2 separate regions of the Homo sapiens genome follow, and region 1 is linked to region 2. A link is a loop called in an ENCODE intact Hi-C map of the cell type or tissue named here. Cell type or tissue: heart left ventricle. All regions are shown on one strand. Each heading gives the region's core, and the rest is flanking DNA. Links, peaks and the distances in the headings are about the cores only. Region 1 holds the start of WFDC2 (WAP four-disulfide core domain 2). Region 2 holds the start of LOC124904915 (a long non-coding RNA gene).

The links. Peaks named below come from ENCODE experiments on the same cell type or tissue, not always from the same donor. Only the 100,000 strongest peaks of a DNase experiment are listed, where the experiment ranks them.
Region 1: it touches region 2 in a loop (4-fold over the local background); 4 of 110 quality-filtered maps call a loop at or near these places.

Annotation. Positions count from the first base shown.
Region 1 is chr20:45,463,969-45,479,268 of GRCh38, reverse strand. WFDC2 (WAP four-disulfide core domain 2) reads right to left here and starts at 9,516. Exons shown (of 4, transcript NM_006103.4): 1 at 9,409-9,516; 2 at 8,737-8,880. The coding sequence starts at 9,487. RefSeq lists silencers at 8,592-8,641, 8,662-8,851. In heart left ventricle, for the core only: a CTCF peak has its summit at 8,164; DNase peaks (open chromatin) are centred at 8,593, 8,708 and 9,466; H3K4me3 peaks cover 1,700 bases; H3K27me3 peaks cover 4,745 bases.
Region 2 is chr20:45,747,230-45,762,529 of GRCh38, reverse strand. It overlaps LOC124904915 (a long non-coding RNA gene), which reads right to left and starts at 469. Exons shown (of 2, transcript XR_007067610.1): 1 at 203-469. It also overlaps the pseudogene SPINT5P. In heart left ventricle, for the core only: no CTCF peak of the experiment used is centred there; no DNase peak of the experiment used is centred there.

The sequences.
Region 1 (15,300 bases), core at 4,950-12,949, 280 kb after region 2:
GTAAAGTACAGTACACATGTGAGGGGTTACACACTTATAATCTTCACTCATACCCACAGACCGAATCCCAGTTGCAGTCTCTCAGCACCATGACCCTCCAAATACACTCATTCATCCATGCAGAGAGAAACCACACGTCCTTCCACTAACAAACACACACACAATCACACTCCACTTCCCAGGTTAGATAGAGGGGAGCCAGGCCCAGCCAAATCCATTCATCAACTGAGGTACATCATGGTTGCTTCCAACTTTTGGCAATTATAAATAAAGCTGCTATAAATATGTGCAGGTTTTTGTGTGTAAAACACAGGCACAGAACTGGGTGATTAGCTGTAGAGGACAAGGAAAGTGGCTGACAGATCACCGGGTGCAGTGGCTCATGCCTGTAATCCCACACTTTGGGAGGCTCAGGCGGGTGGGATCATCGGAGGTCAGGACTCGAGACCCCCCGCTCTACTAAAAATACAAAAAAGTTAACTGGGCGTGGTGGCATGCACCGGTAATCCCAGCTACTTGGGAGGCTGAGGCAGGAGAATCGCTTGCACCTGGGAGACAGAGGTTGTAGTGAGCTGAGATCATGCCACTGCACTCCAGCCTGGGCGACAGAGCGAGACTCCATCTCAAAAAAAAAAAAGATTTAGGTTCAGCTTTCAAGATGGCCGAATAGTAACAGCTCCAGTCTGCAGCTCCCAGTGAATCAATGCAGAAGGCAGGTGATTTCTGCATTTTCAAATGAGGTACGTGGCTCATCTCATTGGGACTGGTTAGACAGTGGGTGCAGCCCACGGAGGGCGAGCAGAAGTAGGGTAGGGCATCATCTCACCTGGGAAGCACAAGAGGTCAGGGAACTCCCTCCCCTAGCCAAGGGAAGCCATGAGGGACTGTGCCGTGAGGAATAGTGCACTCTGGAGCAGATACTACACTTTTCCCACGGTCTTCACAACCCACAGACCAAGAGATTCCTTTGGGTGCCTACACCACCAGGGCCCTGGGTTTCAAGCACAAAACTAGGTGGCCATTTGGGCAGACACTGAGCTAGCTGCAGGATTTTTTTTTCATACCCCAGTGGTGCCTGGAATGCCAGTGAGACAGAACCATTCACGCCCCTGGAAAGGGGGCTGAAGCTAGGGAGACAAGTGGTCTAGCTCAGCGGATCCCACCCCCATGGAGCCCAGCAAGCTAACATCCACTGGCTTGAAATTCTCACTGCCAGCACAGCAGTCTGAAGTTGACCTGGAACTCTCAAGCTTGGTAGGGGGAGGGGCGTCCACCATTACTGAGGCTTGAGTAGGCAGTTTTCCCCTCACAGAGTAAACAAAGCCACCAGGAAGTTCAAACTGGGCAGAGCCCAACACAGCTCGGCAAAGCCGCTGTAGCCAGACTGCCTCTCTAGATTCCTCCTCTCTGGGCAGGGCATCTCTGAAAAAAAGGCAGCAGCCCTAGTCAGGGGCTTATAGGTAAAACTCCCATCTCCCTGGGACAGAGCACCTGGGGGAAGGGGCAGCTGTGGATGTGGCTTCAGCCTGCCTGCCGGTTCTGAAGAGAGCAGCAGATCTCCCAGCACAGCATTTGAGCTCTGCTAAGGGTCAGACTGCCTCCTCAAGTGAGTCCCTGATTTCCGTGTCTCCTGACTGGGAGACACCTTCCAGCAGGGGCTGACAGACACCTCATACAGGAGAGCTCTGGCTGGCATCTGGCGGGTGCCCCTCTGGGACAAAGCTTCTAGAGGAAGGAACAGGCAGCAATCTTTGCTGTTCTGCAGCCTCTGCTGGTGATAGCCAGGCAAACAGGGTCTGGAGTGGACCTCCAGCAAACGCCAACAGACCTGCAGCTGAGGGGCCTGATTGTTAGAAGGAAAACTAACAGAAAGGAATAGCATCAACATCAACAAAAAGGACGTCCACTCAGAAGGCCCATCCAAAGATCATCAACATCAAAGACCAAAGGTAGATAAATCCACGAAGATGGGGAGAAACCAGCACAAAAAGGCTGAAAATTCCAAAAACCAGAACACCTCTTCTCCAAAGGATCACAATTCCTCGCCAGCAAGGGAACAAAACTGGACGGAGAATGAGTTTGACAAATTGACAGAAGTAGGCTTCAGAAGGTGGGTAATAACAAACTCCTCCAAGCTAAAGGAGCATGTTCTAACCCCAATGCAAGAAAGGTAAGAACCTTGAAAAAAGGTTATAGGAATTGCTAACTAGATTAACCAGTTTAGAGAAGAACATAAATGACCTGATGGAGCTGAAAAACACAGCACGAGAACGTCATGAAGCCTATACAAGTATCAATAGCCGAATTGATCAAGCAGAAGAAGGATATCAGAGATTGAAGATCAATTTAATGAAATAAAGAATGAAGATGAGATTAGAGAAAAAATAATGAAAAGGAATGAATGAACAAAGCCTCCAAAAAATATGGGACTATGTGAAAAGACCAAACCTATGTTTGATTGATGTACCTGAAAGTGATGGGGAGAATGGAACCAAGTTGGAAAACACTGTTCAGGATATTATACAGGAGAACTTCCCCAACCTAGCAAGAAAGGCCAACATTCAAATTCAGGAAATACAGAGAACACCTCAAAGATACTCCTTGAGAAGAATAACCCCAAGACACATAATCATCAGATTCACCAAGGTTGAAATGAAGAAAAAAATGTTAAGGGCACCCAGAGAGAAAGGTTGGGTTACCCACTATGGGAGGCCCTTCAGACTAACTGCAGATCTCTCTGCAGAAACCCTGCAAACCAGAAGACAGTGGGGGCCAATATTCAATATTCTTAAAGAATTTTCAACCCAGAATTTCATATCCAGCCAAAGTAAGCTTCATACATGAAGGAGAAATAAAATCCTTTATAGACAAACAAATGCTGAGGGATTTTTCTCATCAACAGGCCTGCCTTACAAGGTCTCCTGAAAGGAGCACTAAACATAGAAAGGAACAACTGGAATCAGCAACTGCAAAAACATACCAAATTGTAAAGACCATCGACACTATGAAGAAACTGCATCAACTAATAGACAAAATAACCAGCTAGCATCATAATGACAGGATCAAACTCACACATAACAATATTAACCTTAAATGTAAACAGGCTAAATGCCCCAGTTAAAAGACAAAGACTGGCAAATTGGATAAAGAGTCAAGACCCATTGGTGTGCTGTATTCAGGAGACCCATCTCAAGTGCAAAGACACATAGGCTCAAAATAAAGGGATAGAGGAATATTTACCAAGCAAATGGAAAGCAAAAAAAAATCAGGGGTTGCAATTCTATTCTCTGATAAAACAGACTTTAAACCAACAAAGATCAAAAGAGACAAAGAAGGGCATTACACAATGGTAAAGGGATCAATGCAACAAGAAGAGCTAATTATGCTAAATATATATGCACCTAATACAGGAGCACCCTGATTCATAAAGCAAGTTCTTAGAGACCTACAAAGAGACTTAGACTCCGACATAATAATAGTGGGAAACTTTAACCCCCACTGTCAATATTAGACAGATCAATGAGACGGAAAATTAACAAAGATATCCAAGACTTGAACTCAGCTCTGGACCAAGCAGACCTAATAGACATCTACAGAACTCTCCACCCCAAATCAACAGAATATACATTCTCCTCAGCACCACATCACACTTATTCTAAAACTGACCACATAATTGGAAGTAAAACACTAATTAGCAAATGCAAAAGAACGGAAATCCTAACAGTCTCTCAGACCACAGTGCCATCAAATTAGAATTCAGGATTAAGAAACTCACTCAAGACCGCATAACCTTACATGGAAACTGAACAACCTGCTCCTGAATGACTACTAGGTAAATAACAAAATCAAGGCAGAAATAAATAAGTTCTTTGAAACCAATGAGAACAAAGACATAACATACCAGAATCTCTGAGACACAGCTAAAGCAGTGCTTAGAAGGAAATTTATAGCACTAAATGCCCACAAGGGAAAGCAGGAAAGATCCAAAATTGACACCCTAACATCACAATTAAAAGAACTAGAAAAGCAAGAACAAACAAATTCAAAAGCTAGCAGAAGACAAGAAATAACTAAGATCAGAGAGAACTAAAGGAGATAGAGACATGAAAAACCCTTCAAAAAAAATCAATGAATTCACAAGCTGGGTTTTTGAAAAACATCAACAAAATAGTCTGACTGCTAGCCATACTAATAAAGAAAAGAGAGAAGAATCAAATAGACACAATAAAAAATGACAAAGGGGATATCACCACTGATCCCACAGAAATACAATCTACCATCAGAGAATACTATAAACACCTCTACGCAAATAAACTAGAAAACCTAGAAGAAATGGATAAATTCCTGGACACATACACCCTCCCAAGTCTAAACCAGGAAGAAGTCGAATCCCTGAATCGACCAATAACAAGTTCCAAAATTGAGGCAGTAATTAATAGCCTACCAACCAAAAAAAGTCTGGGACCAGACAGATTCACAGCCGAATTCCACCAGAGGTACAAAGAGGAGTTGCTGGTACCATTCCTTCTGAAACTATTCCAAACAATAGAAAAAGAGAGCCTCCTCCCTAATTCATTTTATGAGGCCAGCATCATCCTGATACTAAAACCTGGCAGAGACACAATAACAAAAAAATTTCAGGTTAATATCCCTGATGAACATCAGTGCGAAAATCCTTAATAAAATGCTGGCAAACCAAATCCAGCAGCACATCAAAAAGCTTATCCACCATGATCAAGTTGGCTTTGTCCCTGGGATGCAAGGCTGGTTCAACATACACAAATCAATAAACGTAATCCATCACATAAGCAAAATCAATGACAAAAACCACATGATTATCTCAATAGATGCAGAAAAGGCCTTTGATAAAATTCAACACCCTTCATGCTAAAACACTCAATAAACTAGGTATTGATGGAAGGTATCTCAAAGTAACAAGAGCTATTTATGACAAACCCACAGCCAATATCATACTGAATGGGCAAAAGCTGGAAGCATTCCCTTTGAAAACCGGCACAAGACAAGCATGCTCTCTCTCACCACCCCTATTCAACATAGCATTAGAAATTCTGGCCAGGGCAATCAGTCAAGAGAAAGAAATAAAGGGTATTCAATTAGGAAAAGAGGAAGTCAAATTGTCCCTGTTTGCAGATGAAATGATTGTATATTTAGAAAACCCCATTATCTCAGCCCAAAATCTCCTTAAGCTGATAAGAAACTGCAGTAAAGTCTCAGGATACAAATCAATGTACAAAAATCACAAGTATTCCTATACACCAATAATAGACAGAGAGCCAAATCATGAGTGAATTCCCATTCACAATTGCTACAAAGAGAATAAAATACCTAGGAATACAACTTACAAGGGAGGTGAAGGACCTCTTCAAGGAGAACTACAAACCACTGCTCAACGAAATAAGAGAGGATACAAACAAATGGAAAAACAATCCATGCTCATGGATAAGAAGAATCAATATCGTGAAAATGGCTATACTGCCCAAAGTAATTTATAGATTCAATGCTATCCCCATCAAGCTATCACTGACTTTCTTCACAGAATTAGAAAAAACGACTTTAAATTTCATATGGAACCAAATAAAAGCCCACATAGCCAAGACAATCCTAAGCAAAAAGAACAAAGCTGGAAGCATCACGCTAACTGACTTCAAGCTATACTACAAGGCTACAGTAACCAAAACAGCATGGTACTGGTACCAAAACAGATATATAGACCAACAGAACAGAACAGAGGCCTCAGAAATAACACTACACATCTACAGCCACCTGATCTTTGACAAACATGGCAAAAACAAGCAATGGGGAAAGGATTCCCTATTTAATAAATGGTGTTGGGAAAACTGGCTAGCCATATGCAGAAAACTGAAACTGGACCCCTTTCCTTACACCTTATGCAAAAATTAACTCAAGATGGATTAAAGACTTAAATGTAAGACCTAAAACCATAAAAACCCTAGAAGAAAACCTAGGCAATACCATTCAGGACATAGGCATGGGCAAAGACTTCATGACTAAAACACCAAAAGCAATGGCAACAAAAGCCAAAATTGACAAATGGGATCCAATTAAACTACAGAGCTTCTGCACAGCAAAAGAAACTATCATCAGAGTGAACAGGCAGCCTACAGAATGGGAGAAAATTTTTGCACTCTATCCATCTGACAAAGGGCTAATATACAGAATCTACAAGAACTCAAACAAATTTACGAGAAAAAAACCCCATTAGAACGTGGGCGAAGGATATGAACAGATGCTTCTCAAAAGAAGACATTTATGCAGCCAACAAACATGAAAAATGCTCATCATCACTGGTCATTAGAGAAATGCAAATCAAAACCACAATGAGATAACATCTCACACCAGTTAGAATGGAGATCCTTAAAAAGTCAGGAAACAACAGATGCTGGAGAGGATGTGGAGAAATAGGAATGCTTTTACACTGTTCGTGGGAGTGTAAATTAGTTCAACCATTGTGGAAGAGAGTGTGGCCATTCCTCAAGGATCTAGAACAAGAAATACCATTTGACCCAGCAATCCCATTACTGGGTATATACCCAAAGGATTATAAATCATTCTACAATAAAGACACATGCACACATAGGTTTATTGCAGCACTGTTCACAATAGCAAAGACTTGGAACCAACGCAAATGCCCAAGACACATGCACACATAGGTTTATTGCAGCACTGTTCACAATAGCAAAGACTTGGAACCAACCCAAATGCCCATCAGTGATGGACTGGATAAAGGAAATGTGGCACGTCTACACCATGGAATACTATGCAGCCATAACAAATGATGAGTTCATGTCCTTTGCAGAGACATGGATGAAGCTGGAAACCATCATTCTCAGCAAACTAACACAAGAACAGAAAACCAAATACCGCATGTTCTCACTCATAAGTAGGAGTTGAACAATGAGAACACATGGACACAGGGAGGGGAACATCACACACCAGGGCCTGTCGGGGGGTTGGGAATTAGGGGAGGCATAGCATTAGGAGAAACACCTAATGTAGATGACGGGTTGATGGGTGAAGCAAACCACCATGGCACATGTATACCTATGTAACAAACCTGCACGTTCTGCACGTGTACCCCAGAACTTAAAGCATAAATACAAAAAAAAATGTTGTTAAGTTGCCAACAGTCTTGACTTCCTAATACAAAGAAATTCATTCTCTTGAAAGGAGTAGGAACCTGTAATATTGGGCTGCCCTGGAAATAAATAGGGAACCATTTATGATCAAAACAAGCCACTGTGTATGGAGTATCTTCTCACTAATAGACACTTTAGATGCATTATTTCATTTAGTCCTCATGCCAATCCTATAGAGTTTGGAATTATTCCCATCTTAGAGCAGAGGCTCAGAGAGGTAAACAACATGCTCAGGATCACATAACTAGAAAATGGCAGAACTAGGATTCAAACCTCCAGGCTGCCTCCCTGGCTCAGGAGGCCATCTGACCTTGTCCCTCTTCCTGCCTCAGTCTGTCCATCTGAGATAAGGGAACAAATTCTTCATCCATCAAACAGCAAAGACTCCCTCCTTTGCTCCTCCACCTCTCTCATCTGGCTGCTGCCTGCTTTCTCTCCAAATCTTCCTCTCTCCTTCTGGTCCTCCTCTCCCTGGCCCAGAGGAGGGGACTCATGACCTTGAAGCTGCCCTTGGTGGGCTGCCAGTCCCCCTCCACTTACCACCTCCCTGCTGATCGGTGTCTTGGGTCACCGTATTACAAACCTTCCCAGCCTGTGCTGGCATCTTCAAGGAAATAACAGAGAGGAAAAGTCACAGGGGCTGTATTCTGGATAAAGAACATCATTACAGTACCTTGGTTCTCTCCAGGTCCTATCCCTGCCTCTAATCCTCAGCATTTTCCTCTGGAGAACGGAAAGCTGAGATTCCATGCTGTTTAAGCCACCCCCTGTTCTGATAGCCTGGTGGAGACTGCAGCTCCAGCAAGCACCTTTGAGAGAGTCCCCAGCTCGCGCTCACTCAATCCTTAGAGTGGAAGAGATTGACTGAAAGACGACGAAGGGCGATACAGTGTCCAGGGAGGATTCCTCACTTTCTTCGAATCACTCAGCCAGTTGGCCTGAAAGGCAAAAGCTGAACCCTCACTATGACTCCAGCAGCCATGGGATGGCGGTGTGACCTTGGGCAAGAACATTTTTTTCTCACCGATGCTCCCTTACACATCTTTAAGATGAGCGGGGCATTTTCCTAAATCTGTAAAGTTCCTTTCCGCCTGGACAGAGGAATTGGGGAAAATCTTGCCAGGCCAGGCTCTCCCAGTCTTTCCCCAGGGCTGGGGGAGGCCCCCAGGGAGGGACTCCAAGAGGAGAGGTGAGCGCCCCAGGCTCCGGGCTTTCCCGCAGGGCAGGCTTCGGCCGGTTCGAGAAGGAAACTGCGGCCCCGGGTCCCCAGGCCGCGGGGAACAATGTCCCGGCTGTGCGTGCCCGGAAGCCCGTCATGCACCAGAGACTCGAATCCCAGCTAGGGGTGGGGACCCCCCCTTGGCTGCGTTTCAACGACGCCTTTGTCTACCCCTGGGCCGTGCGAGGGAGAGGACTGACGGATCTGGTTTCAACCGCCTTGACTTTCCCGGGGGTCCCCGGGTCCGGGGGCGCCCCTGTTCCCGGAACCCGGGCCCTCCCACCTCCTCCCAGCCCAGCGCGGCCCCGCCCCGTTCCCGCTCGGCCGCCGTGGGGTTACCATTGGGCAGAGAGCAGAAGGTGGCACAGCCCGCGCTGCAGCACTTGAGGTTGTCGGCGCATTCGCTGTCCGAGACGCACTCTTGCGTGCAGTTCTGGTCAGCCTGGAGCTCGGGGCACACGCCAGTCTTCTCTGCTCCTGTGCCTGGGAGGGGAGGCCCGGGACAGTCGAGGGTGGGGCGTAGCGCCAGCCCCAGAGGATGCCCACCTCCTGCTCCAAACCTTAACCCCAAGGAATTCTCAGTCTCTGGCCCTAGGAGTCCCCTTACAGCCCCCAGAGACTCCTTCTTCCAGACCAGGAGTCCCTGACCCCTGGGAGTACGAGAGCTCCCTAACCCTTGGCGTCGGGGCCCTCAGATCTCAGCCCTAGGGGACGCCGCACAGCTGAGCGTCTCGGAGCTTCCGAGGTCGAGGCAGAGCAGCCCCCACCCCCAGCCCACTGCAGCCACGGAGTGTCCGCGTTCAGCACAGAATCCTCCCAAATTGCAGCCATCAGTGGTCTCTCCACCTCCAGCACATTGGACCCCACACCCTAGGCTCCAAGGGTCCCCGCCACTTCCGCCCCCGGAATTCCCACTTCCCCAGCCTCCAGAGGCTACGCCTCCGCCTGGCTCCATCCTGGCGCTCGTGGCTCGGCCCCTCTAGGCGCCGGGCCTCTCCCCGCCCCACTCACCTGAGACTAGGGTGAAGCCGAACAGCAGCAGGCTGAGGAGGAGGGCGGCGGCTAGCGGGCCTAGGCGACAAGCAGGCATGGTGCTATGCCCGGGCGGGGTGCAGGTGTGAGCCGATGCTCAGGTGCGGGGATTTAACCGCGCGCGCGGGAGGGGGCGTGGGGTAGGGGTGGAGCCGAGCGGGGAAGGGGAGGGTGGAGGGCTTTGCGGGCACCGCGGGCGGGCTGCCACATGAGGTCATTTCACAATCCCCCAGGATCAGGTATCACTCTTGGCCCCGGTGGGAACCAGGAACTTAAGCAGCTTCCAGGACGGGACCAGCTACGGCCGGACCCTTGTCCACGCCTCCCTCCTGACCTCCCTCCTGGGGCCTGAGGGCCAAGGCTCAGGGCTCCTGGGTTTCTATTCCAAGACTCCGAGGTTTCTCCAGAGTGTCCCCAGTGGGCGGTTGAGGAGGATAAGGCAGGGCCCGCAGGGAGGCAGTAGAGCATGCGGGTTAAAGGGTTCGATTTGGGGTCAGCCAGATGAGAGGGCAGATCCCTCTTGATGGAGGGCTAGGGTAGTGATACAGAGCACATAGTAGGGGCTACAGAAATAGCACTTATTATTAATAAACAAACCCTCCTCATCAGAAACAGGCCCAGGAAGGTGAAGCACCTAGCAGTCTCAAGCCGTTTGGGTGTGTGTTTCTGTCTCCCTCTCTTTGTCCTACCGGCCCCTGATCAGGGCTGACTGTGCCAGGCTCTGTGCTCCTTGTCTCAAGGAATTGTCGCCGGTCCTCTGACCGGGGAGTTACTGTTATCAGCTGTATATGACAAAGGAACTGAGTGTTTAGGGATTTAGGACCGCACCTCCACCACAAGGTCCCCTGCAAAGCTGTACAAATAAGGTTTTGAACCCAGGTCTCTCCCTCCAGGCCCTTGTTTTTTCCATTCCGTCGTAAATATTCACTGGGTGCCTACTGTGTGACATATGCAGGGCAAGACGCTTGGTGAAGAGAAAGTCGTCAAAAGGGGCCCTCCAGCACTGGTCTTGAAGGGGTGACAGGGTCTGGGGTCTGACTCCCACCTCCACCACTTCCCACCTGAGGGCCCTGGAATGAATCCTTTCCTGGATCTGAGCTGCCACATCATCAGTGAAAATGACACCTATATGGGACTTCAGTGAGAACACAAATGCAACGTTCCTGCCACGGAACAACCATGTACTCACTGGGAGCATTGAGAGTAGATCCACACTGATTGACACAGGGACTCCAGGCCTGACCCATGATAGGTACTGGATACATGGCCATGAGTGCTCCACAGATAAGTGTCTCCTGTGACGAAGGAGACCAATAAGTATAAATGAAGCTTTAGAATCCAGGGGGTTAAGTGCCAAAACAGAGTTACCCAGGGAGTTAGACAAGAAGTGCTTCCTGCTCCAATGATCTGAGGTTCTAGAAGCCCCAGGAGGTCTTTGCTGCTGGAGGCTAGAGGGGCCCTGGGGCAGTGAACACTGGGATGATAGTGACAGGTGAGTAGGGTTTGGTGATGTGAGTACATCTGGCCACTGTCCCCAAAATGGATGCTGAGAACACCTCCCCCAGCTTCTCATGCTCAACTTGGGGACTGGGGACGTTATTGGGAGGGGCCAGGGCTATTTACTCTGAGCTCAGTCAACAATGAGGGCAGGAGCCAGGTGGGAACACAGCCCATAACAGGCTAGTGAAACCCAGTCTAGGGCACAAAGAGAACACTGGGGTGAGCAGCCAGTTTTTAGCCCGTGGACCCAGCTGGCTACTGTACATTCAGCCCCAGGCACTGCTGCCAACAGCTTTCTTCCGGGCCCTATTCAGCTCCCTGGGCCAGGAAACTGCCCAGCCTTGCTCCTCCCAGGCCCTTATGAGCACCCTATTGATTGGCTCTCTCTTACAGGAATACAGACTGAGGGAGAGTGGCAGGGCCAGGCAGAAGGATGGGGAAGGAATTTTCATCAGTCAATGGCATCAGATGTTTAGCTTTTGTGGTGCCAAGTTCCGTGCTAGGTATAGTTATAGATATTCTCTTTACATCATTTAAAAGGGCAGAGGCTTTAGAACCAAATGCATCCATGCCCAATCAGGGACAATGCATCCATGGCCACTTTCTGGCTATGTGACTTAGAGAAACACTTCATGTTTTGGGCCTGCATCTTCTTCCTGCATAAACTGTGTATCATCCTAACAGTCTTGGATGATTATTATAAGGGTTTTATAAGATTATTATAAGGGTTAAAGGAAAAAGCATAAATCAGAGGTTGCAAATCTGGCTAGAGCACATACATTATTAACTACACAGTATGTTTTAAATTTTTAAATTAGTTGCCAAGATTTAAAAGTAGCGAATTTCATATAAAAATAAACCTCTAGCTTCTCTTGGAAAAAGTAAAAGATCTGGCAACACAGTCCTGCAATCTTAGATATAACAACCATCAGCTAGAGCAGCAGGTCTCAAAATTGAGCATGCGTCAGAATCATTTTTTTTGTTGTTTTTGTTTTTTTGAGACTGAGTTTTGCTCTGTCCCCCAGGCTTCCCTCCCCTCCCCTCCCCTCCCATCTCCTCCCCTTCCCTTCCCTTCCCCTGCCTCCTGGGTTCAAGCGATTCTCCTGCCTCAGTCTCCCAAGTAGCTGCGATTACAGGCGCCACTACACCCGGCTAATTTTTGTATTTTTAGTAGGGACGGGGTTTCACCATGTTGGCCAGGTTGGTCTCGAACTCCTGACCTCAGGTGATCTGCCCGCCTTGGCCTCTCAAAGTGCTGGGATTACAGGTGTGAGCCACAGTGCCCAGCCTAAGCATGCATCAGAATCACTTGGAAGGCTTATTAAAATACAGATTGCAGGATCCCCATCCCCAGAGTTTTGATTAGTAGGTCTGGAACCTGAGAATTTGCATTTCTAACAGGTTTCCAGGTGATGCCAATGCTGCAGGGCTAGGGACCATACTTTGAAAACCAGAACCTAAGTACAGCTACTCTTTTTCTATGAGGGAAGCATTCCCTCCAGTTTCCCATAATCCCCACCACCACCATCCTCCCTCTCTGCAACTAGTTCCATTCACAGTGCTCACCTGACCCCAGGAGGACATTTAAATTTGTGACCTCTGGAGTGGGCACATAGTAAGTGTTTGGTGAAAGATAGCTTATATGTATTTAGCAATCTTATGGATTAAGTATTATTACTCCCATTTTACACGTTAAGAAACTGAGATTCAGCTAAGCAAAGTGACTTGCTGGAGGAAACACAGCCAGTAAATCAGAGGGAAGACTCTTGCCAAATTACTTGTGTTGTCCCAGTTATTTCAATATTATACACATTCACACAGATCTATCTGAGGTTAACGTAGATGATGCATCCAAAGTTTTGGACTTGACTTCATGAGTGTAAAAAAATATATATCAGGGAAGAGGAGGAAGAAAAGAAGCAGAAAGGAAAGAAGGAAAAGTTTATAGTGGTAGATGATGTCAATTAGCTGTAGACATGCCCACTCTAAAATGACTGTAAACAAGTTAACGGTGAAGATTTAAGAAGTTTCCAGGAACAAAAAAGGTGCCTTTAACCATGCAATGGGCCTCTCCTTTTAGACTTTTGGACTCAGTCAAACTTCCTTTCATTCCATGGAAACCTCTCTCTTTGGATATATTGACTATTTTGTTTTGTCACCTAGCATTCATTTGTCCTTTTTCTGATAAATCACCCTGAGTTTGCTTTGGAGGAAATAACTTCCTCCAGACCAAGACAGGTGGGGCCAGGGAGACTGTCAATTAATGTGTCTGCCCTACCCCCAGGCAGAGTGGCCAATCAAATACTGTTCCTAGAACTGTAATCTTGAGCAATGAATGATAAAAGACCTGAAAATTTATGGAGCTAACTCAGAGGTGTCCTGGGAAGAACTCAGTTCTGACTTTACCATTCTTTCCAAGCTGTGTTCTTTTAGCCTTTCCTTCAGTTCTGAGAGCTAAACTGAATCAATTAGTGCTATTGGGTGCAAGCAGTAAAATTCAACTCTGGCTAACTTAGAGATATTATTAGGAAAGGAGAATGGATGCCGACTACATCCCATTTTTATAAATTTCTTCTCTGTTTACAACAGCCAGAGTTGGTTTCTGTTGCTAGTAACCAAAGAGATCTTACTCCCTATACCAGTGTAACCACCAAGTTCCTCATTTCCAAATCCAGTGGACTTCTCTCAGCTCTCATTCTCTTCTAACTCACAGTTAAGATCCTTGTGGCATACATGCAATAATGTTCAAACCAAATCCTCATTAAAAAAAAAAAATACACATGGTCTCTGCACAAAAACCCATGAAAAGCAGAGCTTGTCTATTTGAAGTGGCTCAGGTCCAGCCCTAAACCAAATAATCTTCCTAGAACAGTGCACTTGTCGAGTTAATTCCTTGACTGTAAATTCTACTGGATCTTCACTGCCTTCAGGATAAAGGCTGAACTCCTTAGCCTGCCTTTTTGACTGATACCAACTTTTATTTCCAGCTACATTACTTACTTCATGCTGCACAAACCTTCCCTGGGCTCATTGTCTCATCAAACATTCCTTGATCAAGCTCACCCCAAGAGTCTTCTTTATCAACAGCTGAGACTTGAATGATGTGTAACATCTATCTACAACATCATCTGGGGCTGAGCATTACCAAAAAAGGTTAAAGCAAGTCCAAAGATCCTAAGGCAGGAAGAAGCCTGATGAATGCCAAGAAGAGTAAGAGAACCAGTATAGCTGGAGCAGAGTTAAAATCAAGGGAGATGAAATCAAAGAGCTAGGCAAGAACAAGATCATGAAGGACCCTGAAGGCTATGAAAAGCAACATATCTTTTATGTGCAATGGGAAGCCATGGGCTAGTAAAAGCTGGGAGATTGGGGGACAAAATCATCTGATTTATAATTTTTGAAAATCCCTCTGGCAGCTCTGAAGAATGCATTGTAAGAGGACAGCTATGGAAACTGGACTAGTAGTAAGAGGATTTTTGCAGTTGTCTTAGCAAAGCATTGATAGTAGTGGTTCCTTTTATTAGGCAAAAGATCATGAATTACTGGGTACTGGTCAGTCCATCACATCGGGAGACAGGTCTGATTTATTAGACTTTCCACCCTAAGATAAAGTCACAGGGAGAAGCTGTGAGGTTGTAGCAGTAAAAAAGGAGGCTTAGCAAAAACTAGCTCTATTTTGCCCCAAACTCCTACCCCACTCCTGTGGTGACATATTTTAGGTTAACTGCTTTTGCTCATTTCTACACATAGGCTGAGCTAACTATGGGAGAAATTTAGTTTATAGTTTAAAGCAAGGTTGCTAATAGTCCCTTCCCCAAATTAACCCCAGAGGAGATAAGGAGGGTGTATACACAAGTAACAATATTGTGTTAAAGATGATTTATAGGAGCATTGTGACCTGACCAAGGACAAAGAAGTTTCACCACACCCCCTTGGACCCTCACTGCCACCCAGATGTCTGTGATCCTTGATCACCTCTTGATCTCAAACCCCTTTCTCTTCCCCTTCCCAACATAAAAAGAGCCTACAATTCTATTAACTTAGGATGTTTCTTTAGGACATTAGTTCACCATCTTCTCAGTTTGTTGGCTTTCTGAAATAAAGTTGCCTTCAGTACCCCAATACCTTGTCTCTCAACTTATTGAATGTCATGCAGTGAGTAGTATGAGCTTGGACTCATTTCCATGGTTACTAATTCGTCTACTAGCAGGATGACAACCCAATTTTTCTGGTCCTTCCTAGGATGGAAAGGATGGGTACCCACAACTGCCATGAAAGCCATATTCATCCCAAAGGGAAGCATGAGACCCATGAGATTTTCCTACCCTGAGGCCAAGAGTGTTGTAGCAGTTTTTAAACATGTCAACAGTT
Region 2 (15,300 bases), core at 4,279-12,278:
CTAAAAAAGAGTGAATAAAAGAGTGTTGTCCAAGTTGGGACCAGAGTGGGGGAGTTTTAAGGGGTTTTGAAGCTTGGCCGTCAATACCCACAACAGTTATCGGGGTGAGGGAAACAGGCCCTTGAAAAGAAGGTAACGTGGAGTGGGTAGCCCCCGTATCGATTAAACAGGGGATGGACTTACCCTCCACTGTGAGAGTTACCTGAAGCTTGGCGTCCATGATGGTCCGGGGGGCTTCCGAGGTGATCGGGCAGCGTCAATCTTCAGTCGCTAAGCCGAGCAGATCTGAGAAGGAGTCGGTCAGAGAGCCTTGGGCTAGAGCTTTAGGGGCTCTAGGAGTGGCTGCCGGGCGAGCTGGGCAGTCTGCCTTCTAGTGGGTCCCTGCACAGATAGGACATAGCTTGGGAGGAATCCTGGGCTGCGGGCATTCCTTGGCCCAGTGGCCAGATTTCTGGCACTTGAAGCAAGATCCTGATGGAGGAAGTCTTGTAGGAATGCTTGTCTGCTGCGGCTTAGGCATTTTGAAGTTCTTGTGTGCTGGAGGTGTGGCTGGGTTTTGTCTCACAGCAGAGGCAAGTAATTGTAACTCAGAAATGCGTTGCCGTCTGGCTGCTTCCTCTCTATTACTGTACACCTTGAAGGCGAGGTTGATTAATTCCTGTTGTGGGGTTTGAGGGCCCGATTCTAATTTTCGAAGTTTTTTCCTAATGTCAGGAGTGGATTGGGTGATAAAATGCATATTAAGAATAAGGCGGCCTTCTGGCCCCTCTGGGTCTAGGGCGGTAAAGTGTGTAAGGGTTGCTGCTAAGCGGGCCACGACCTGGGCTGGGTTTTCATCTTTACCTCGGGTAGTTTCTTTAAGCTTGTCATAATTAACAGCTTTGTAAGCTGCCTTTTTAAGCCCTTCAACTAGGCAGGAAACCATGTAATCTCGCCTAGCTGTACCTGGGGAATCTGCCTTATAGTTCCATTGGGGGTCCTCTCGGGGAACTGCTCTACTGCCTTCCTGGAGGTCAGGTTCACGAAGCCGGCGGTTATCAGTGTGAAATTGGGCTAGAGAAAAAACTCTTTCCTGTTCATCTGGGGAGAGGGTAGAAGTCAGGATGACATTTAAGTCACTTCAGGTTAAATTGTAGGACAGAGTTAGATATTGGAATTCCTGTATATGTTTAGTGGGGTCTGATGAGAAAGAGCCTAAATGCTGACTGATCTGAGAGAGGTCTGATAGAGAAAAAGGTACATGTACCCTGACTATGCCTTCAGCTCCAGCCACCTCTCTAAGAGGAAATTGCTGGGCAGGTGGGGAAGAATTAGTTGCAGAACTAAACTGTAAGCTGGACCGGGTGTGAGGAGGGGAGGTGGTAGAAGGATTATAGTGTGGAGGAGCGGAGGCTGAGGAAGAATTGGGACTTAGCTTGGCCTGGCGACGAGCAGCCTGGGGAGGAGGAGAAAGGTCAGATGGGTCTGTAGAAAAAAGGAAGACTGGAAAGACTCAGCAACGCTTGGGGTTGGGACTGAGGGGACAGGCGGGAGGGAAAGAAGGAGGATTTGGGAGGAATCGTATTGGGAACAGAGACTAGGGAGGGAACGAAGTGTGAAAAATGCCCATTTTTCCACAAAAATTATTTAGGTCTTGTAGGATGGAGAAATCGAAAGTGCTGTTTTCTGGCCATTTAGAGCCATTGTCAAGTTTGTATTGGGGTCAAGTGGTGTTGCAGAAGAAAATAAGGTGCTTAGATTTTAGGTCAGGTGAAAGTTAAAGAGGTTTTAAGTTCTTAAGAACACAGGAAGGGAGAAGGAGGAGGAGGAATGGAGGGTGGAATGTTGCCCATAGTGAAGGAGGCAAGCCCAGAGAAAAGAGAGAGTAGAGACACGGAGGGAAGGGGTTCGGGGGTTCTTACCCTCCAGAAAAGTGGGAAAGGGGTTGGGGCACAGAGATACGAGGTCAGGGTGTGGAAATAAGGGATCGGGGCACAGAGATATAAGAGGTTGGGGTGTGGAAATAAGGGATCGGGTGCAGAGATATAAGAGGTTGGGGTACGGAAATAAGGGATCGGGGAGCAGAGATATAAGGGGTTGGGGCGTGGAAATAAGGGATTGGGGCACAGAGATATAAGGGGTTGGGGCGTGGAAATAAGGGATCGGGGTGCAGAGATATAAGGGGTTGGGGTACTTGCCCCTCCCCTAGAAAAGCAGGACTTGCCGCTAAGGGTGAAGGAGAAGGGGTTGGGGGTTTCTTGCCCCCCAGAAAGGCAAAGAAGAGGTAGAGACACAGAGAGAATGGGTTGGGGTACTTACCCTTCCCCAGAAAAGCGGGACTTGCCACTAAGGGTGAAGGACCAAGGCAGGTGTCCCTGCGTGGTCTGACACCTCTGAAACCTGGGTGAATAATCAGAGAGGCATCCCTGCAATGATTAAACACCAAGCGAAGGCTGCCTTCCCTAGTCTGCGACCGGCGCCGGAGTTTTGGGTCCACAGATAAAACGTGTCTCCTTTGTCTCTACCAGAAAATGAAAGGAATTGAAATTAAGAGAAGGGAGAGATTGAAGTGTGGCACCAAGATTGAAAGGAGAAAGAGGTTGAGGGATAGTGAGGGAGGTTGGAGGAGAGAGTAAAAAGAGGCTGCTTACCCAATTTAAAATTGGTGAGATGTTTCTTGGGCTGGTCGGTCTGAGGACCTGAGGTCATAGGTGGATCTTTCTCACGGAGCAAAGAGCAGGAGGACAGGGGATTGATCTCCCAAGGGAGGTCCCCCAATCCGAGTCACGGCACCAAATTTCATGCGCGTCCGTGTGAAGAGACCACCAAACAGGCTTTGTGTGAGCAACGTGGCTGTTTATTTCACCTGGGTGCAGGCGGGCTGAGTCTGAAAAGAGAGTCAGTGAAGGGAGATAAGGGTGGGGCCGTTTTATGGGATTTGGGTAGATAAAGGAAAATTACAGTCAAAGGGGAGTTGTTCTCTGGAGGGCAGAGTTGGGGGGTGGGTCACAAGGTGCTCAGTAGGGGAGCTTTTTGAGACAGGATGAGCCAGGAAAAGGAATTTCACAAGACAATGTCATCAGTTAAGGCAGGAACAGGCCATTTTCACTTCTTTTGTGGTGGAATGTCATCAGTTAAGGCAGGAACCGGCCATCTGGATGTGTATGTGCAGGTCACAGGGGATATGATGGCTTAGCTTGGGCTCAGAGGTCTGACACTTCTTATGTTACATTTTCCATTTTTTCATCCAATCAGTTTTAAAAGATCACAAAAGTAATGCTTGCTTGTTTTAAAAAAAATCAAAATATTTTTTCACCAACCTAATGCTTAAAAAAAAATGCAGGCTGGGTACGGTGGCTCATGTCTGTAATCCCAGCACTTTGGGAGGCTGAGGCGGGTGGATCACCTGAGGTCAGGAGTTTGAGACTAGCCTGGCCAACATGGTGAAACCCCGTCTCTACTAAAAATACAAAAATTGGCCGGGTGCGGTGGCTCAAGCCTGTAATCCCAGCACTTTGGGAGGCTGAGGTGGGTGGATCACGAGGTCAGGAGATTGAGACTATCCTGGCTAACAAGGTGAAACCCTGTCTCTACAAAAATTACAAAAAAAAAATTAGCCAGGTGTGGTGGTGGGTGCCTGTAGTCTTAGCTACTCAGGAGGCTGAGGCAGGAGAGTGGCGTGAAGCCGGGAGGCGGAGCTTGCAGTGAGCCGAGATTGCGCCACTGCACTCCAGCCTGGGTGACAGAGCCAGACTCTGTCTCAAAAACAAACAAACAAAAAAACCCCAAAAAACCCCCACAAAAATTAGCTGGGCTTGGTGGTGGGCGCCTGTAATTCCAGCTACTCTGGAGGCTGAGGCAGGAGAATTGCTTGAACCTGGGAGGCAGAGGTTGCGGTGAGCCGAGATCACGCTACTGCACTCCAGCCTGGGCAACAGAGTGAGACTCTGACTCAAAAAAAACAAAAAACAAAGACATCTGTAGAGTAACTTGGTATCTCAACCATGCCTGGCTGTGGGCTGCCAGGCAGGGCCTGAGAGTTCTCACCTAGGCTGGGCCCTGGTGCTAATGGCTGCCTGTTTCACAAGGGACTGCTTCATCTAAGCCTTTCTTTTTCAGGAAGAGGACACCCACCCTGGTACCTGGTCCCTGGCGAGAGGTGAGTGGTGGAGTGGGGTGCCCTGAGGGTTTCCTTCTTTAATTATAGAAAGGAAGCATGTAGCAGGGCAATTGTGTCCCAGGGCTGGAACCGGGGGTCAGAGGGCCCCTGCAAGACCTTGAGGACTGCAGTGCCAGATCGTATCTCAGCTACATGGAAGCCTGGGCTCTGGTGCCCATGAGCTCCAAGGCCTCCTGTGTCCTGCAGTGCCTCCTGGACTGGGGGGCGCCAAGGAGCCCAGAAATGCTTCTGCAATGGCCAGGGGTCTGTCTGTAAGAATGTCATCTTAAGTTCTTCCTCTTTTGAAACCTCTTCTCTCACAGCCCACCTGGCAGAGGCCTAGGGTCTTTGTTCATCTTCCATTTTTTTTTCTTGTAAACTTTCTGCTTACCTGTCTCTGGCTCCTATCCTTTTAATTTCTGGCACCCAGCCTGATCTCCCTAAGTAGTCTGGGCCTCACTTTTGTGTTTCAGACCACTAGGATGGTTCTGGCTATACCCAAAAGTGTTAAAATGATTTGTGGCACTGTCAAGACCACTGGGACAAATCCCCTTTGCCCAAGAATGTCTCTTTATTTGAGATATATGTATATATGTGTGTGTATATATATATCTGTATGTATATACACATATATATGCATGTATATATGCATATATATACAGATATATATATACATGTATATATGCATATATATACAGATATATATACATACATATGCATATATATACAGATATATATACATACATATGCATATATATACACATATATATATGCATACTTATATGTATATATATGCGTATATATACGCATATATATATATATGTTTTTGACACAGAGTCTTGCTCTGTTGCCCAGACTGGAGTGCAGTGGCCCAGTCTCGTCTCACTGCAAACTCTGCCCTCTGCCTCCTGGGTTCAAATGATTCTCCTGCCTCAGCCTCCCAAGTAGCAGGGATTACAGACATGCACCACCACATCTGGCTAATTTTTGTATTTTTAGTACAGACAGGGTTTCGCCATGTTGGCCAGGCTGGTCTCAAACTCCTGGCCTCAAGTGATCCACCTGCCTTGGCCTTGTGCTGGGACTACAGGCGAGAACTACTGTGCCAGCCAGATTTTTTTTTTTTTTTTTTTTTGGTATTGAGTTGTTTGAGTTTCTTATATATTTTTAATTCCTGTTGTTGCCTTTTTTTTGTAGAGACAGAGTCTTGCTATGATGCCCGGACTGGTCTCAAATTCTTGGCCTCAAGTGATCTTGCTGCCTCTGTCTCCCAAAGTGCTGGGATTATAGGTGTGAGCCACTGTGCATAGCCTAGTCCCTTGTTGATGAGGTAGTTTGGAAATATTTTCTTCCATCCTGTAGCTTGTCTTTTCTTTTTTGAGACAGGGTCTCACGCTGTCGCCCATGCTGGAATGCAGTGCTGCAATCATGGCTCACTGAAACCTCCACTTCCTGGGTTCAAGTGATTCTTGTGCCTCAGCCTCCCGAGTAGCTGGGATTACAGGTGTGCACCACCACATCTGGCTGATTTTTATATTTTTAGTGGAGACAGGGTTTCACCATGTTGCCCAGATTGGTCTCAAACTCTCCACCTCAGGTTCAGGTGATCTGCCTGCCTTGGCCTCCAAAGTGTGGGGATTATAGGGGATTAAAGGCAACTGGCCTTTGCCATGCAGAAATTTTTTTTTTTTTTTTTTTGAGATGAAGTCTTGCTTTTTTCCCCCAGTCTGGAGTGCAATGTCATGATCTCGGCTCACTGCAACCTCCACCTCCCAGGTTCAAGCGACTGTCCTGCCTCAGCCTCCCAAGTAGCTGGGATTATAGTTGTGTACCACCACACCCAGCTAATTTTTTGTATTTTAAGTAGAGATGGGGTTTCACCATGTTGGCCAGGCTGGTCTTGAACTCCTGACCTCAGGTGATCCACCTGCCTCAGCCTCCCAAAGTGCTGAGATTACAGGCGTGACCCACCGCGCCTGGCTGTAGAAACTTTTTAATGATGTAATCCCATTTGTTTGTTTTTTCTTCTGTTGCTTTTGCTTTTGAGGTCTTACCCAGAAAATCTTTCCCAAGACCAATGTCCTGACTAATGTTTTCTTCTAGTTTTGTAGTTTCAGGCATTAGATTTCAGTATTTAATCAATTTTTATTTGATTTTTGCATATGGTAAAAGATTGCAATCTAGTTTCATTCTTCTGCATATAGATATCCCGCTTTCTCGGCACCAATTATTAACAAGACTGTCCTTTCCCCAATATATGTTCTTGGCACCTTTGTCAAAAATGAGTTGTCTCAAAAAAATTAGCCGGGCATAGCGGCGTGCGCCTGTAGTCCCAGCTGCTGAGGAGGCTGAGGCAGGAAAATGGCGTGAACCCGGGAGGCAGAGCTTGCAGTGAGCTGAGTTCACGCCACTGCACTCCAGCCAGGGTGACCGAGCAAGACTCCGTCTCACAAAAAAAAAAAAAAAAAAAAAAAAAGAGTTGTCTATATGTGCATGCATTGATTTCTGGGTTTTCTATTCTGTTCCATTGGTCTATGTGTCTGTTTTTGTGCCAATACCATGCTGTTTTGGTTACTATAGCTTTGTTTTGGTTACTATAGCTTTGTTGTATAATTTGAATTCAGGTAGTGTGATACCTCCAGCTTTGTTGTTTTTGCCCAGGATTGCTTTAGCTATTCGGGGTCTTTTGTCGTTCCATACAAATTTTAGAATTTTTTTTTCCTGTTTATGTGAAGAATGCCATTGATATTTTAATAGAGATTGTATTGAATCTGAAGGTCACTTTGGATATTATGGGCATTTTAACAATATTAATTCTTCTGACCTATGAGCATGGGATATCTTTCCATTTTTTGGTGTACTCTTCAGTTTCTTTCATTAGTATTTTATAGTTTTCCTTGTGGAGATCTTCTAATTAATTTTGTCCTAGGTTTTTTTTTTTTGTAGCTATTGTAAAGGAGATTGCTTTATTGGTTTCTTTTTCAGATTGATTATTGTTAGCATATAGAAACACTACTGATTTTTGTATGTAGATTTTGTATCCTGCAATTAAACTAAATTTGTTGATTAGTTCTAAGAATTTTTTGGTGGGGTAGGTTTTTCTAAAAATAAGATCATGTCATGTGTTTCCAAGGCTAATTTGACTTCTTCCTTTCCAATTTGGATGCCCTTTATTTCTTTCTCTTGCCTAATTGCTCTGGCTAGGATTTCTAGTACTATGTTGAATAACAGTGGTGAAAGTGGCATCATTATCTTGTTTCAGACCTTAGTGGAAAGGGCTTTCCGTTTTTCCCCATTCCGTATGGTATTAGCTATGTGCTTGTCACTTATGGCCTTTATTGCATTGAGGTATGTTCTTTCTATATCCAATTTCTTGAGAATTTTATCATGAAGGGATGTTGAATTTTATCAAATGCTCTTTCACAATCTACTGAAATGATCATATGGCTCTTTTGATTCTGTCGATGGGGTGTATTACGCTTATTGATTTGTATATGTTGAACTATCCTTGCATCTGGGGATGAATCCCATTTGATCATGGTGAATGATCTTTTTTTTGAGACAGAGTCTCGCCCTGTTGCCCAGGCTGGAGTGTAGTGGCACGATCTTGGCTCATTGCAGCCTCCACCTCCTGGGTTCAAGCGATCCTTATGCCTTGGCCTCCTGAGTAGCTAGGATTACAGGCATGCGCCACCTCCCTGGCTAATTTTTGTATTTTTAGTACAGACAGGGTTTCGCCATGTTGGCCAGGCTGGTCTTGAACTCCTCGCCTCAAGTCATCCACCTGCCTTGGTCTCTTAGTCTCCCAAAGTGCTGGGATTACAGGCGTGAGCCACCATGCCTGGCCACAGGGTACTTCTTGCCTTGTAGAATGAGTTTGGAAGTATTCCCTCTTCAATTTTTTAGAATAATTTGAGTAGAATTTGTATTAATTCTTCTTCAAATATTTGGTAGAATTCAGCAGTAAAACCATCAGGTCCTATGCTTTTCTTTAAAGAGATACGTTTAATTTCTGCTTTCATCTCATTACTCATAGTTGGCCTGTTTAAGTTTTCTGTTTCTTTATGATTCAATTTTGGTAAGTTGTATGTGTCAAATAATTTATCTTTTTAGTTTTCCAATTTGTTGGTGTGTAGTTTTCCATAATAGCCTCTAATGATCCAGGCCGGATGCGGTGGCTCACGCCTGTAATCCTAGCACTTTGGAAGCCTGAGGCGAGTGGATCACCTGAGGTCGGGAGTTCAAGACCAGCCTGACCAACATGGAGAAACCCTGTCTCTACTAAAAATATAAAATTAGCTGGGTGTGGTGGCACATGCCTGTAATCCCAGCTACTCAGGAGGCTAAGGCAGGAGAATCGCTTGAACCCGGGAGGTGGAGGTTGCAGTGAGCTGAGATCGTGCCATTGCACTCCAGCCTGGGCAACAAGAGCAAAACTCCATCTCAGGGGAAAAAAAAAGTCTCTAGTGATTCTTTGTATTTCTGCGGTATCAGTTGTAATGTGTCCTTTTTCATCCCTGATTTTATTTATTTGGTCTTCATTTTTTTCTTGGTTAGTCTAGCTAAAGGTTTGCCAGTTTTGTTATCTTTCCAAAAAAACAACTTTTTGTTTTGTTTATCTTTTGTATTACAATTTTTTTTCTTCTCCCCACCACCTTTTTTTTTTTTTTTTTGAGACAAGATCTGGCTCTATCGCCCAGGCTGGAGTGCAGTGGTGCCATCTCGGCTCATGCAACCTCTGTCTCCTGGCTGAGGCCGGCATCCTACCTTAGCCTCCCAAGCAGCTGGGACTACAGGCATGTACCACCATGCCTTGCCAATTTTGTATTTTAAGTAGAGATGGAGTTTTGCCGTGTTGTCCAGGCTGGTCTTGAACTTGTGAACTCAAGCAATCCGCCTGTTTTGGCCTCCCAAAGTGCTGGGATTACAGGCATGAGCCACTGGACCTGGCCTTTTGTATTATTATTATTATTATTATTTTTTGAGGTGGAGTTTCGCTCTTGTTGCCCAGGCTGGAGTGCAATGGCATGATCTTGGCTCACTGCAACTTCTCCCTCTTGGGTTCAAGTGATTCTCCTGCCTCAGCCTCCCAAGTAGCTGGGACTACAGGCATGCGCCACCACACCTGGCTAATTTTGTATTTTTAGTAGAGATGGGGTTTCACCACGTTGGCCAGGCTGGTCTCGAATTCCTGACTTCAGGTGATCCACCCACCTTGGCCTCCCAAAGTGCTGGGATTACAGGTGTGAGCCATCGGGCCTGGCCATCTTTTGTATTTTTTTAATAGACAAGTTTTGCTGTGTTGCCCAGGCTGGTCTCAAACTCCTGGCCTCAAGTGATCCTCCTGCCTTGACCCCCTAAAGTTCTGGGATTATAGGCGTGAGTCACTACGCCTACTCTTTGGGGCTTTTTAAATGAGAAATCAGAATCTTCTTAAACCACTTTTAATTTCCATCTCATATGTAATGGGATCTTTTCCTTTCAGTTTCTCCAGTGGTAAGATATGACTCAGGGGAAGAGGCTAGAGTCAGAACCAAAATCTTTTCATTCTGTCTTTGGTTTGTACTCTGAGGTTTTGGTTTATATTTTTATCTTTGTTACTCTTCTATCTGTGACTTTCTCCTCAAAATATCTCACTTGAATTTAATGTGAAATCCACTTGGGTTTCTTGTGGATTTGTGTCCTGTATTAGTCCTTGGGTATGTGGTTTTCTATGAAGGTCTGCAATGCACATATATCTTTGGGCCTTTTTACTAATCTTTGTGGGTAATTATAAAATATTCCTTCAGCACTACAGACAGTACACACATACCTTTTTCTTAGATGCAAATATAGGATTGATTGAGAAAGAAACTTGGGCAATTACTCAAGTGCCCAGAAGAAATCTGAAAACTTGAGGCTAGAATGAACTTTGGGTCATCATTGTCGGTAATTCTTTGTCTCCAGAGAATATTTTACTTATATTAATTCTTTGGACTAGACTATAGTTTTGAAAGACTTAAAAAATTGCACTTGAATCTTGTTTATGTAACACTGTTTTTTACAGTAATCAGAGGAAGGAAAATCTTCAGAATCCATGAATAGGCACCATGACATTCAGGCCCAAGACACAGCATGGTCTGAGATTCTAGACTTTGCCTCAATACCTAGAAGCTACCAGAACATTCTTGTTTCCTTTGTCCCTTTTTTGCACAGGAGTAATTCCTGGAAGCAGAACTAGGTGACATCTTTAACACATACTTTTTGCTAATTCCCATGATTTCTCCTAGGATATGCCCATAATTCAGGATTAGGGGTTGCCAGTGTTGAGATCGAGCTAGAATACCCACAAGTGGCTTCACTCTGAGCTTCAGTTTATTCTACTGTTTATGGCCCTTAGAACACTGGCATAAGCTATTTATATCAATAGATTCATTTGTGAGGCTTAGTCCTTGACAAGAATATGAATAAGACAGAGAAGAAGGGAGTGGCCCTTCATGCTCTGAGAGTAGAGGTTCACTTTGGTTCAAGACTCATAGCTCTCAGCTGTAAAGTCACAATTTCCATATGGCTTGTAGCTAGGGCACTGAAGATATTTCCCTAGAATATGATCACTTTTGTGGGTTGAATGCCCTTTGATTTGGAGCAGGTGAAAGAATTTAATAATGATTATCTTGGTGCCACCTACATGCAAATCCCACTGAAGTCAGTGACAAAATACAGAAAGAAACTCAGTTTTGGCATGTCATGCCGAGGAGATATCAATAATGATTGCCTTTACATACACTGATGCATTACATGGATAGGTTGGTCCCTGCAGAGAGGTCATTTGCAGTATATGTTGGAAGAATCTAGAATGGGAGAGATGAATAAATTCAGACCAGAGCTGACATACAGAAAATTTTCAGTTAAAGTTTTATATATCTAATTAGTATGAAAGGTAAACCTGGGCAAGGAAATTAGAAAGAATTCAGAATTCAAAAATCTTTTAGAAATAATCCAATTTATTTTCTCAGAATAACTTTGGCATGATTTTTCATAGAGCATACTCCTTTTTCCTTGTTTCCTCCTTCTGTCATATTAAGGCCCTATTGACTTTGGTCCCTGTTAATGAATAAATAAATTTAGAGATTATTATGGCCATTGGTATCAATAAGGACCCAAACAATGGGTCCTTAACATCTCAGCAGAACTTCACAGCTCTCTTTAATACTAATATTCCTCCTGACCCATGCATCTATCCATAAAATATTAATGGGCAAACATAGTACTAGACTTTGAGAATATACAGATGAATAAAGTGATATCTCTGCTCTTGCGTGTAAGACCATTGTTTAGCTATTCTTTATAGTGGATACTAAACCATGATCCTTGTCTTCTCCTACTCTTCTGACATTCTCATAGCTTTCCATTTAACTGTGAAACAATAAGATGTTGAACACAATCTCAAAAAGCTGATGCCATCCTGGTAGTACTGAGATGCTGGTGGGGAGCTAGGAGCTCTGGATCCATGTCCTTCTTCTGAGTGAATTTGGGCAAATCAGTAGCCTCTCTGAGCTTTATTTTTATTTTTATTTTTATTTTTTTGAGACAGAGTCTCGTTCTTGTTGCCCAGGATGGAGTGCAGTGGCATGATCTTGGCTCACTGCAACCTCTGCCTCCTGGGTTCAAGCGATTCTCCTGCCTCAGCCTCCTGAGTAGCTGGAATTACAGGTGTGTGCCACCGTGCCCAGCTAACTTTTTGTATTTTTAGTAGGGAAGGGGTTTCACCATGTTAGCCAGGATGGTCTTGATCTACTGACCTCATGATCCGCCCGCCTCAGCCTCCCAAAGTGCTGGGATTACAGGCATAAGCCACCGCGCCTGGCTATCTATATCTATCTGTCTGTCTGTCTGTCTGTCTGTCTGTCTGTCTGTCTATCTATCTATCTATCTATCTATCTATCTATCTATCTATCTAAATGGAAGTCTTGCTGTATTGCCCAGGCTGGTCTTGAATGCTGGGCTCAAGTAATCTTCTTGCCTCAGCTTCCCAAGTAGCTGGGACTACAGGTGCACACCACTGTGCTTGGCTGAACTTCAATTTTCACAATTTCAAGAATGTTATTAAACTAAGTTACCTGAAAAACTTATGCCTATGACTGATTATAGTGACATTTAAGTGACCTGAGAAATTAATACCTATGACAGGCTATCCCTAACTTAGGTATAATTTCTTGCCTCCCTGCTCATTGCCCTTGCCTTTCATTTCCTTTTTCCTTAAAAAGCTTTGATCCCTAGTGTTTGGTGTCATTGAGGGTTGGGTAAGATATCCAGAGACTTACTTTTCAGTAATACACATTTTTTCACAGAAATATTTCTGTTTAAAGTTGTTTCTGTTGCCTCCACAGCCACTGAAGACAAAGGGCTCACATAAAAATGTCAAAGTGTTGTAGTAGAATCTGGTCAAATATGAATTACAGGTGCCCTTCTTCAGAGGATAGTTGCAGTATTCTGTGAATGAGAATTCCAGAGTCAGGTTTTCTTTACTACTCTTTTGGCATTCTTGTTCTCACAGGCTCAGACTACTAAAACTTCCAACCCACATAAATCTAACTAATTTTACCCCTGGGGAACAAGACAGAGTTCCCTAAGCATATGGGGAAATTGTTCCAGACTACAGACTGGGTCCATGACACAGAAATAGAGAAGCACAATGAGGTTCTTATACTATTTTAGAGCTGAGAACAAGAAAGACCTGAGGTTTCCTTCATCTTTCGCAGTAAAGATATCCCATTTCTTGACTCCACATGCTTCCCATGTCACTGGAAGTGAACAACTCATCAGCTTCCTCAAGGACATAGTTCAGAGCCCTTACTTTCACTCTCTCCTCTCTGCCCGCCAGAGTCTGTGCAAATACACAAGCTAAAAAGACCTCTCACCCACTACACCTACTCTGAAGGACAGGTTTAAAATGTCCACTCTGGCAGATCTTCCTTTCCTCCATCAGTCTATTTCCTCTCCTATCCAGCCCCACTTTTGCCTACCCATCCAGACTCACCTGGTTTTACTGAGACCATGGAGATTAAGTGGTTAGAGCAGAAGCCATGATGACTGAGTTGGAGACAGAGAAAGAGTTAATGTTAGTCTTCTTGAAGCCCAACTACAATTCTTTTTTAAATTTTTTTTTTAATTGAGATGGAGCCTCGCTCTGTTGCCCAGGAGGGAGTGTAGTGGCGCTATCACGGCTCTCACTGCAACCTCTGCTGCCTGGGTTCAAGTGATTCTTGTGCCTCAGCCTCCCAAGTAGCTGGGACTACAGGCATGCGCCACCACACCCGGCTAATTTTTGTATTTTTAGTACAGATGGGGTTTCGCCACATTGGACAGGCTGTTCTCAAACTCCTGACCTCAGGTGATCCGCCTGCCTTGGCCTCCCAAAGTGCTGGGATTACAAGGGTGAGCTACTGCGCCTGGCCGCCCAACTGCAATTCTTATCCATGATTGGGAACTTGCCCCTTTTGCCTTGAGTGTTTCACAGATGCTCATGTTAATTTGAATGAAGAACAAATTAATTTAAATAAGTAGGATAGGAGTGCTCTATACATATATGGGGGAATGATGGCCTCTGCATATCTGTATCAGTGGAATATAACATAGTGGTTCTACACATATGTGTTGAATAGACTCAAAACTCATCTAATGTACAGACACACACCCCAACAAAGGAATTTCTTGGACACCTCTGAAATCAATCCCATTTTCATAACCCCCACTCTTATACTGAAATCTCATGGTTAAAACTTAAGTTGATTCTGCTTTCTGTCTTCCTCCTTCTCCACTCCATAGAGGAAACTCAATGTAATTCTCTGAATCAGATGTCCTAGAGCCATACGGTTTGAGATAAAAAGGAGACTTGATTCTAATTACTGGCAGCAACATCACCCAGGCTGCCCAGACCTCCCTCTCCTTCACAGTGTCACATTGGTCTGCCCTTTCTGTTTTTCTTTACCTCCAAGATGTCCACTTTCACGTAACTGTTTTCTGAGTTGTGGAGGAAATATGTTCCCTGAAGGTGTGTGGAGAAGCATGGACAAGATGAGGAGCCATAGAGAAAAGTGAGCCCATTCAGGCTTCATGATGTTGCAGACAGCAGATAGAAGAATCCCGGACTTGACTGAAATATCTGAAGGGTTAGCTGTCCTTCTCATGTGAGGAGTTGAATTCATATCTCTGATTTTTATCTTTCCAGGGCTTAAGCCTGGGCAGAGTTCTGGTGCATCCAGAATCAGCCTTGTGAGCAGAACAGTTAAGTTCTTGGGTACCCAGCCATGTAGCTTGAAAGACCATGCTTTACCAGAACCCTACTGATTAACCTCAGCCTTCCCCCCTTCTTTCCTCCACATCTAGGGATCATGACCACTATTGCTCGGGACATCAACATCTCTATAATGAACAGTTGTAAATAAATTCTTACCAATGCTTTAATATATACATGTGAATACTTGAAAGCAAATTAACTAAGGCTTGAACCTAAGAAACTGGAACAAAACAGCAAAGTAAGTAAAGAGAAAGTAGAGGATAATTGAAGAAAGTAGTTGAAATTAGTGAATTAGAAAAAAAGAAACACTAAAATTGCCAAATAAAACTAAAAGTTTGTATTTTAAAAATACCATTAAAATAGACAAAACTGCCAATAATGGCTGGAAAAAACATAGAAGAAATAAACACGTTCGGTAATAGAAATGTGAAATGGATAGAACTCAAACACGGAGGAGAGGAAAAATTTACCAGGAAATAGTCTTGCTCCTGATCTTAAAGGAAAACTTTTTAATTTCTCCCATTAAGTATGATGTTATCTCGGGATTTTTCATAAATGTGCTTTTTTAGGTTGAGGAAGTTCTATTCTTAATTTGAGGAGTGTTTTTATCATAAAAGGTTGACAGATTTTTGTCAATTTTTTTTTCTGTGTCTATTGAGTTGATTATGTTGGTTATGCCCTTTGCTCTGTTAAAGTGGTATATTACATTGATTTTTGCATGCTTGAATAACCTGGCATTCTTGGGACAAATTCCATTGGATTTCATTATGGCATATAATCTTTTTTTATATGTGGCTGAATCTTTTTACTAATATTTTTTGAGAATTTTTGTGCCTATATTCATAGGGACTATTGGTCTGTAGTTTTCTTTTTTATGATATCT